Linked DNA regions of Homo sapiens: region 1 is linked to region 2. Evidence: chromatin contacts called from ENCODE Hi-C or POLR2A ChIA-PET data. All regions are on one chromosome and are shown on one strand. Each heading gives the region's core, a stretch centred on a gene start or an enhancer-like site at or near the end of the contact. The rest is flanking DNA. Distances are from core to core; before and after follow the strand shown. Region 1 overlaps DCUN1D1 (defective in cullin neddylation 1 domain containing 1). Region 2 overlaps KLHL6 (kelch like family member 6).

The links. Hi-C counts contacts between places; a loop is a spot of excess contacts on that map. ChIA-PET counts read pairs that join two places held with the same protein, here RNA polymerase II (POLR2A). Pooled maps may share reads with other maps.
Region 1: a pooled map shows a loop between it and region 2 (1.9-fold over the local background). The contact joins two enhancer-like sites. A Hi-C loop is called at or near these places in 1 of 37 single-sample maps with no recorded cell type and 2 of 50 pooled maps. POLR2A ChIA-PET finds 5 or more read pairs at or near these places in 1 of 52 experiments (GM12878).

Annotation. Positions count from the first base shown.
Region 1 is chr3:182,968,166-182,972,939 of GRCh38, reverse strand. The region is part of intron 1 of DCUN1D1 (defective in cullin neddylation 1 domain containing 1); the gene reads left to right. Among named protein-coding and RNA genes, the nearest start is that of DCUN1D1, 10 kb to the left of the region's middle. Within about 2 kb of position 3,444, at least 6 of the 41 ENCODE cell types and tissues checked have a DNase peak (open chromatin) inside an H3K27ac peak, as active enhancers do.
Region 2 is chr3:183,530,761-183,535,383 of GRCh38, reverse strand. All of the region lies in intron 1 of KLHL6 (kelch like family member 6), which reads left to right. Among named protein-coding and RNA genes, the nearest start is that of KLHL6-AS1, 16 kb to the left of the region's middle. RefSeq lists enhancers at 1,449-1,528, 2,228-2,487. Within about 2 kb of position 1,488, at least 2 of the 41 ENCODE cell types and tissues checked have a DNase peak (open chromatin) inside an H3K27ac peak, as active enhancers do.

The DNA of each region.
Region 1 (4,774 bases), core at 2,195-4,694, 560 kb after region 2:
CTCCTGAGTAGCTGGGATTACAGGCATGTGCCACCATGCCCGGCTAATTTTGTATTCTTAGTCGAGATGGGGTTTCTCCATGTTGATCAGGCTGGTCTCGGACTCCCAACCTCAGGTGATCCGCCCCCCTCTTGGCCTCCCAGAGTGCTGGGATTACAGGTGTGAGCCACTGCGCCCAGCCTCTTTTTTTTGTTGTTGTTAAGACTGGGTGTTGCACTGTTGTTTAGGCTGGAGTTAGTGATGTGATCATGGCTCATTGCAGCCTCAACTTTCTGGACTCAAGTGACCCTCCTGCCTCAGTCTCCTAAGTAGCTGGAACTACAGCTGTGCGCCACCAGATCTTGCTGTGTTGCCCAGGCTCGTCTTGAACTCTGGGCTCAAGCAGTCCTCCTCCCTCGACCTCCCAAAGTGCTGGGATTACAGGCGTGAGCTGCCTTGCTCAGCCTCAGCACCTCTTAAAAAGGAGTTAATTTCAAGAGTTATTCAAAGTGCAGGAAATTTAAGAATGAATGAATAATCGTTATCCATAAGCAATTATTTTAAACTTCAAATTATAAGAGTACTATGAGGGTTTTGTTCGTTTTGCTTAGTATTTGAAATTGTACATATTTCCATATATTTTCTGGCCATAACCTGTACAAGTATTTGTATTTTCTCTGAGTTTCAAGCCTTCTCTTTGGAAAAGGGAACCCTGACTTAGAGTGCCCTGTGATTTTTTTTTTCAACCTGTGTACATTTAAAACTATAGATTATAGCCATCTGTTTTTAAAATAGACTGACAGGACTATAAATACATTTTTCTTTCTGTTGTATTGCTTGTCTTAAAAATAACTTATACCCTTCCTTTTCTCCTTCTTACCCCCAACCAAAAAAAAAAAAAAAAAAAAAACCCTAAATAGAAGCTCCATCCCCAAATTATCTTTTTAGTTAGGTTGTGAGAGAATGCTTAATGGGGAATTTTTAGTTGGAATGCAAATCGTTCACATTTGACTACTTTTCCATTAAAATAGGTGAAGAAATATTGCTCACAGTTTTCCTCCCTTCAACAGTCAGTGGTTGCACTTTTGCCCTTTTTGTTTTTCTTTTCACTTGAAGACAGTATGTAGTAAATGGCGAGACTGCATGCCTTGAAACCAGGCACCAGGGTTTCATTCTGGCTCTGCTACTTTTTGAATAAGTAAATAAATGATGCTGAAAGTTTGGTTCCTCATTGGTAAAATGGAACCATCTTGCAGGATTAATAAGTACCTAGCACAGTGCCTGGCACACAGTAGAAGCTCAAATGTTAGTTGCTAGTTTTATTATAGCTGTTGTTTACCATTTAAATTTTTTTTTCTGGAGTTTTTTTTTTGTTTTTTTTTTTAAGATAGGGTCGCATGCCTTCTCTTGTCCAGGCTGGAGTGCAGTGGTGCCATCATAGCTCACTGCAGCCTCTATCTCCCGGGCTCAAGTGATCCTCCCACCGCAGCCTCCCAAGTAGCTAGGACTCCAGGAATGCACCACCATGCCCGGCTACTTTTTTGTTGTTGCTAATTTTAATACAGATGAGGTCTTCCTGTGCTGCCCAGGCTGGTCTTGAACTCCTGAGCTCAAGTGTTCCTCTTGCCTTGGCCTCCCAAAGTGCTGGGAGTACAAGCCATGAGCCCACCACACCTGTCCATCTTTCTTCCTCTGTGGACTTCTGTGGAGTCCTTACCATGTGCTAGTTACAGTTCTAAGAGTTTAACCTGAATTGATTCGTGTAACCTCAACACTCTGTTTACAGATGAAGAAATTGAAGCACAGAAAGATTAATTTTCCCAAAGTCATACAGCCATTAAGTGGCACCAGTAGAGTTAAAATCTTGACAGTCTGGTTTGAAAGTCTGCACTCTTCACTAGTGAATCATATTATATTGCCTCTGTACAGGTAGAAGGAAAGAGATAGAGCTACTCCTACCTAGATTCCTATTCTGACTTTCCTGGAGTAGAACTTTGTTTCTAGGTGAAAGTCTGCTCTGGGAGTTGTAGGTAGGCTCATTGGCTGAATTGATTTTTCCTGCACTTTTGACTTCGGACCTGTAGTCTATTGGAGGGCCTTTTGTGAGTGAGTGATTTTGGATATTGGTAACGTTTTGCTATGTCTGCTGAATACCGTGTATTATGTATGGAAAGTATGATCTTCTAAAGTTAAAACTAGCTCTTCTAAATTTCAGATGAAGTTAAACTGTCAATATGATAATTACATAACAACATACAGAGCTTTTAGTGAGAATTATAGGTGATCGTAAAAGTGTTTTGATTTTGAAAGCATTGACTTTTGTGAGCTAGATTCATCAAATCCTGAGATAACAAGAATTGAGTTAGAAAATTAATTCCTTTAAAAATATAAAGGCCTAAGTGTCTGTTTCTGAAGTTCAGGCTGAAATATAAACTTAAGGATGAGAAGGTGAAAATTCAAGATAATGGAAATAATAAAATGGATCTTATTTTTTTGCTGTTAAAAAATCACTTATTAAAATTACTTCTATTTTGCAATTGTTAGGACTTAGTTGACTAGAAAGTCATTTTCCATGTTTATTTTTCCTTGGGGAAATACTTTTAATGGGAAGGCTTTTTAAACTTTATTATTTTTTCTTCAGATAAACTATTATTTAAAATGTGATTCTTAAATTTCTTTTCTTTTCTTTTTTTTGGGGGGTTAAGATTTCGCTCTGTCACCCAGGCTGTAGTGCAGCGGCGCTATCATAGCTCACTGCAGCCTTGAACTCTTGGGCTCAAGTGATCCTCATCTTCCCACCTCAGCCTCCCATGTAGCTAGGACTATAGGTGTGCGCTACAACAACCAGCTAATTAAAAAAAATTTTTGTAGCGACAGTCTCATTGTGTTACCCAGGCCAGACTAGTCTTGAACTCCTGGCCTCAAATAGTCCCACTGCCTCCGCCTCCCAAAGTGCTGGATTACAGGCGTGAGTTACTGCACCTGGCTGATTCTCTTAATTCTTGAATTTCTTGAGTGAAAAAAATAATGCAAATATGCTAGATTTAAGAATAAAACAATATGTGTTGATAACTTGGCATGTTATATTTTGGAAAGATGAACAAATAAATTCATTTTACTGTTCAGATTATGACAGTATTTCTAATTTTGGTAATCTTTGATACCGTTGTAATTAGCTTTCTGTTACAAGAGATAGCATTTCTCCTCCCCCCTGCTTTTTTTGCTGGGGTTAAAAAGCAAAATATATTCTGTTTTATGCATTTTACAGCCTTACAACTATTGCATTTCTTTGAAAACTTGATAATACCTAGGTAGTTTTAACATTGGAATACTGAAGATTATATTGCCTGATCTTATTTAATTATTACTCTAGTTTATTCCCTTTAAATAAGTATTTAAATAAATGGCATATATTACATTTGAGTGCTGAATCATTGTAGCTGTCACATGGTTTTGCTCTTGGGAAGTTCCCCACTGGGTTTGTAGTAGAAACAGAGAAAAAATCCATCTGTTTTTTCTTCCACCTCAATTTTCTATCCACCCTCTCATCCCCTATAAAATCATTCTTCTCTGGTTAGTCACCTTTTTCTCTTCCTTGTGTTGATAAAAATTTAAATCTTTAGTGCCATACTGTCAAAATCAGAACACTGCCTGGTACACCTTTGTGGCTTAGGAAAAGGGGATGGGAGTGTTACAGCTCCCCTAAATTGGTCAGGTATACTCCAGCTTTATTCTAGGATAGCCTTTGAGACTACAGAATTGAATTCCCTTAGTAGGGAATCAAATGTTACAATGTATTCTAGGAACAGAGAGCTGACAGAGAAGTGGTAAGAGTGCATTGTAAGTGTAAGAAGTGGAGGGTACTTATCAGACTTTATAGGAATGGGATTGTCAATATCACTTGGCTTAGCTGGAGTCCGTACTGTCAGTTCTTGGCCTGGTAGAACTCAGTAGCCTTTATGGTGTTGGAAGTGGGTAGGTACACCCTGTTTCTTCAAATATGTTGATATTGCCCTATATAGTGGAAATTTATACCAAACCAGTTAAAATAGTTTACATTTGGCCTGGCGCGGTGGCTCATGCCTGTAATCCCAGAACTTTGGGAGGCTGAGGCGGTTGGATCACCTGAGGTCAGGAGTTCAAGACCAGCCTAGGCAACATGGCAAAACCCCATCTCTACTAAAAATACAAAAATCAGCTGGGCGCAGCAGTGCGTGCCTGTAATCCCAGCTACTCGGGAGGCTGAGGCAGGAGAATCGCTTGAGCCTGGGAGATGGAGGTTGCAGTGAGCTGAGATGGTGCCACTGCATTTCTGCCTGGCAACAGAGCGAGACTCCGTCTCAAAAAAAAAAAAAGTTTACATTTATATATATATATCATTTATTACATAAACATTTTTCAAATAAGATATGACATGGAATTAATTCATTTGTATAATTTTGTTTTTAGTTGGTGTGGGTAAGACAGTTTTTTATCTTTGTTTCCCTGGTCTTCTATTATCTTACTTTTTGATAGGAATAGTATAGTAGAATGAATAGTTCTTTTTGGCTTGTAGAAATGACTTAAGCTATGATTTTTCCTTCCTCCCTTCAACAAAGGTGATTGACCCTGCAGGGAACAGAGCACTGGATTTAAAACTATATGATAAAACCCCAGACAAATCTGATTGTTTTGCCACTTCCAACTTTTAGGAGGATGGGGGAAAAGTTATGCCAATATGTTATATCAGGTTTAATTAAAAAGTAATTTCCAGGCCAGGCACAGTGGCTCACTCCTGTAGTCCCAGCACTTTGGG
Region 2 (4,623 bases), core at 239-2,738:
GGGTGACCCCAACACCTGAGTTCAGGACTGATGGCAAGAGCTGCACTGTCTAATATGGTAGCTACTAGCCACATGTGGCTGTTGGGCATTTGAATTGTGCCTACTCTGCACTGAGATGCTTTAAGTATAAAATACGCATAAGGCTGGGCACGTTGGCTCACGCCTGTAATCCCAGCACTTTGGGAGGCTGAGGCGGGCAGATCACAAGGTCAGGAGTTTGAGACCAGCCTGACCAACATAGTAAAACCCCGTCTCTACTAAAAATACAAAAATTAGCCAGGCGTGGTGGCATGAGCCTGTAGTCCCAGCTACTCAAGAGGCTGAGGCAGGAGAATCGCTTGAATCCGGGAGGCTGAGGCTGCAGTGAGCCGATATTGTGCCACTGCACTCCAGCCTGGGCAACAGAGAGAGACTCTGTCTCAAAAAAAAAAAATATATATATATATATATGTATATATATGCATACATATATACATACATACATACATATATACATATATACATACATATATATGATGGTCTTTGAAGACACAGTATGAGAAAAAGAATGTAAGTTATCGCATTAGTCATTTTAAAATATTTCTTACGTGTTGAAATGATATTTCAGGTATATTTTGGGTTAAATAAGATATGTTATTAAAGTTGACTTTTATTTTTTTCTTTTTACTTTTTAAAAATGGGGCCGGGCATGGTGGGGCTCATGCCTGTAATCCCTCACTTTGGGAGACCGAGGTGGGTGGATCGCCTGAGCCCAGGAGTTTGAGACCAGCCTGGGCAACATGGTGAAACCCCATTTCTACAAACATTGCAAAATTAGCCAGACATGGTGGTTCATGCCTCTAGTCCGAGCCACTTGGGAGGCTGAGACAGGAGGATCACTTGAGCCCTGGAGATGGAGACTGAAATGAGCTGTGGTCGTGCCGCTGCACTCCAGCCTGGGCAACAGAGTGAGACTCTGTCTCAAAAAACAAACAAACAAACAAAAAATGTGGTGACTAGAAACTGTAAAATGCTATAGATGACTCACATTACATTTCTATTGGGCAGCCTTGCTCTGGACACTCCAACAAAGGGAGGCTTAGAGAGTGATCTTCCAACTCCTCCAGGGAAGATATGCTGAGCTGAGAAGAAATCATAGGCTGTCTCTGAGAGCAGATTCTTTATAAAATCAGGAGGCAGCGAGGCAAGCCCTATATGACATTACTTTTAAAGTAATGTCTTTTAAAGTACTTTTAAAGTACTTTAAAAGTACAAAGTACTTTAAAAGTAAAGTACTTTTAAAGTACTTTAAAAGTAAAGTACTTTTAAAGGCTGGTGATTACGGTTCTGCAGACAGCTCTGTGCTGCTGGTCAAGAGGGTTTGTGGCTGAGGAAACTGGTCTGTAAATTGGTCACCTGCTCTGATATCATCACGGCTCCCCCAGCTCTGGGCGGGGATTTCTTCACTTTACAGAGGCCCCGGAATTCACCTTCGTTCTTTCTTTCTTATTACCATATTCTTGTGAGGAGAAAGAGGCCAGCTGAGGGAAAAGAGAAGAGGGGAGGGAAGGAAAGGTTAGGAGGGTTACCATTGATTAAAACAACAAGGACAGAGGGGGAAGGACGGAGGCGGAAGGACAGAGGGGGGACGATCACCTTGACTAAAACAAAAGGTCCAAAAAGTCAGCAAGTCAAGTGTCTAGTGATTTTCTGTATCTCTGTCTCTCTCTCGTTCTCTCTCTGGAAGTCTTTTGACTTTTGAATGTTTCTGGGAAGCCATAAACAGTTACCTTTGTTTTGCAGATTAGGAAAAGGGGTAAAGAAATGGATGAGTGGCCAGGCACGGAGGCTCATGCCTGTAATCTTGGCACTTTGGGAAGCTGAGGAAGGAGGATCTCTTGAGCCCCAGAGTTCACCACCAGCCTGGGCAACAGAGTGGGACCTTGTCTCTACAAAAATTAAAAAAAAAAAAAGTTGGGTGTGGGTGCCTATAGTCCTAGCTACTGGGGAGCCTGAGGGAAGAGGGTCACTTGAGGCCAGGAAAAGAAGGAAGAGAAAGAAAGGAAGAAAGGAAGAAACAAAGAAAAAGAGAGAAAGAAAGAAGAAAGAAAGAGGGAAGGAAGGAAGGAAGGAAAGAAGGAAGGAAGGAAAGAACTGATGATTGATTTCCAGAGATAAATAGGAAGTGTGGGATAGAGAGGAGGGGCAGGACTTAGAGGTGTAATCCCCTCCGTGTTGAGATGGAAGTCCGAGCGTTTGGAATTACATCACCAGAGCTCCACCCAGGGCCTTTGCATTTCAGTGACTTGGCTGGGAGATAACGGCTCCCTAACCTGTTCATGTGTCTGTAGCTTAGAAAGTCCAGTGACTAATGTTTGGAGATGTTCCCTAGCGGTGTGGCTACTGCCTCAATTAGTACATTTTCTGAGAAAAGGCTTTGACATTGTCACAAGCCTCCCAGCTCTTTATGGGTTCATCTGATACTTGACTCTAGTGGCACCCATCACCTGCAAACAAAAGTGAGAACACATGTGCTTAAAATGTTCTCTTTGAGTCCTGCCTTTGCTCATCAACCTTCAACGGCTCACCATTGCTCACTGAGTGAAAACCTAACTCCCTATCCTGCCTTCAGTGCCCTCCACAAGCAGGATCCAGGTTATCTTTCCAGACCATTGTTTCATCCCTCTCCTGTCCCCTGAGCTTCAACTGAATCACATGTCTGCTAGTTTCTCTTCATGCCTCATGCCCTTGCATCTTTATGGCTTTACTCACTGTGCTTGTTACCTAGAAATCCTATCCATAATCTTCACATTTCAGAATTTTCCTTCTCTATGAGTAGCCATTCTTGGCCTCCACAGCACTTTGTAGGTCTCTTATGGCCCCTCGTAGACTGTTATTTGGGCATCAATGCCCTTGCTAGTTTGTGAACTACAAGGGTCTGGGGTGGATACAGACTGCCAGTATTAGTCAGCTTGGGCTGCCATAACAAAATACTATGGACTATGTGGCTTAAACAACAGAAATGTTTATTTCCTCACACTTCTATAGAGTCTGGAAGTCTAGCATCAAGTTGCTAGCATGATCTGGTTTCTGGTGAGGGCTCCCTTCCTGGCTTGCAGACGGCCACCTTCTCACTGTGTCCTCACATGGCCTTTCCTCGGTGCGTGAGCAGGAGTGGTGAGGTGGGTGTGGAATCTCTCTTTCTGTTCTTATAAGGACACGAATCCTATCAAATTGAGATCCACCCTTATGATCTCATTTCACTTTAATTACTTCCTAAAAATCTTATCTCCTAATACATTCACATTAGGGGTTAGGGTTTCAACATATGAATTTTGTGGGGGACACAATTCAATCCATGACATTCCATACTTGGCCCCCAAATTCGTGTCCTTCTTATATGCAAAATACATTCATTATATCCCAACAGCTTCCCAAGTCTTAATTTATTCCGGCATCAACTCTGAAGTCCAGATTATGGTCTGAATATCATCTAAATCACATATGGGTGAGACTTTATGTATAATTCATCCTAAAGCAAAATTCCTCACCAGCTGTGAACCTGTGGAACAAGACAAGATGTATGCTTCCAAAATACAATAATGGGACAAGTGTGGGATAGACATTCCCATTCCAAAAGGGAGAAATATGAAAGATGGGGCTGGGCACGGTGGCTCACGCCTGTAATCCCAGCACTTTGGGAGGCAGAGGCGGGCAGATCACAAGGTCAGGAGATTGAGACCATCCTGGCTAACATGGTGAAACCCCGTCTCTACTAAAAATACAAAAAATTAGCCAGGCGTGGTGGCAGGAGCCTGTAGTTCCAGCTACTTGGGAGGCTGGAGGAGAATGGCGTGAACCCGGGAGGTGGAGTTTGCAGTGAGCCAAGATTGTGCCACTGCACTCCAGCCTGGGAGACAGAGTGAGACTCCATCTCAAAAAAAAAAAAAAAAAAAAAAAACACAGACAAAAAAAGAACAGAAAGAAGGAAGAAGTGATGTGTCCCAAGAAAGTCCAAAATCTAGTGAGATAAATTCCATTAGATTTCAAGGCTTCAGAATAATCCTTTTTGGTTTGATTGTCTTCCCTTCTGGCCCACTGAGGTGGCAGTGTCACCTCCATGGCTGGAGGTGTGAGTCCTCCCAACAACCCCTCCCCCGACTCCCAGGTGTCTGATGGAGGCTGTCTGGCTTCTTGAACCGAGGCAGTGGTCCTGATTATCTCTGAATCACCCTTAGGGTAATTTTTCCCTCTTCTGGAAGAATAGTGAGGGCTGGGTGCAGTGTCTCACGCCTGTAATCCCAGTACTTTGGGAGGCCGAGGTAGGTGGATCACCTGACGTCAGGAGTTTGAGACCAGCCTGGCCAACATGGCGAAACCCCCCATCTCTACTAAAAATACAAAAATTAGCCAGGCGTGGTGGCGAGTGCCTATAATCCCAGCTACTCCAGAGGCTAAGGCAGGAGAATCACTTGAACTTGGGAGGCAGAGGTTGCAGTGAGCCGAGATGGCACCACTGTACTCCAGCCTAGGTGACAGAGTGAGACTCTGTCTCAAAAAAAAAAAAAAAAAAATGCATGTTCACAGCTGAGTACCTCATTGTTTTTTACCGTCAAATCCAAGAAGTCTGACAGCCTTCCTTCA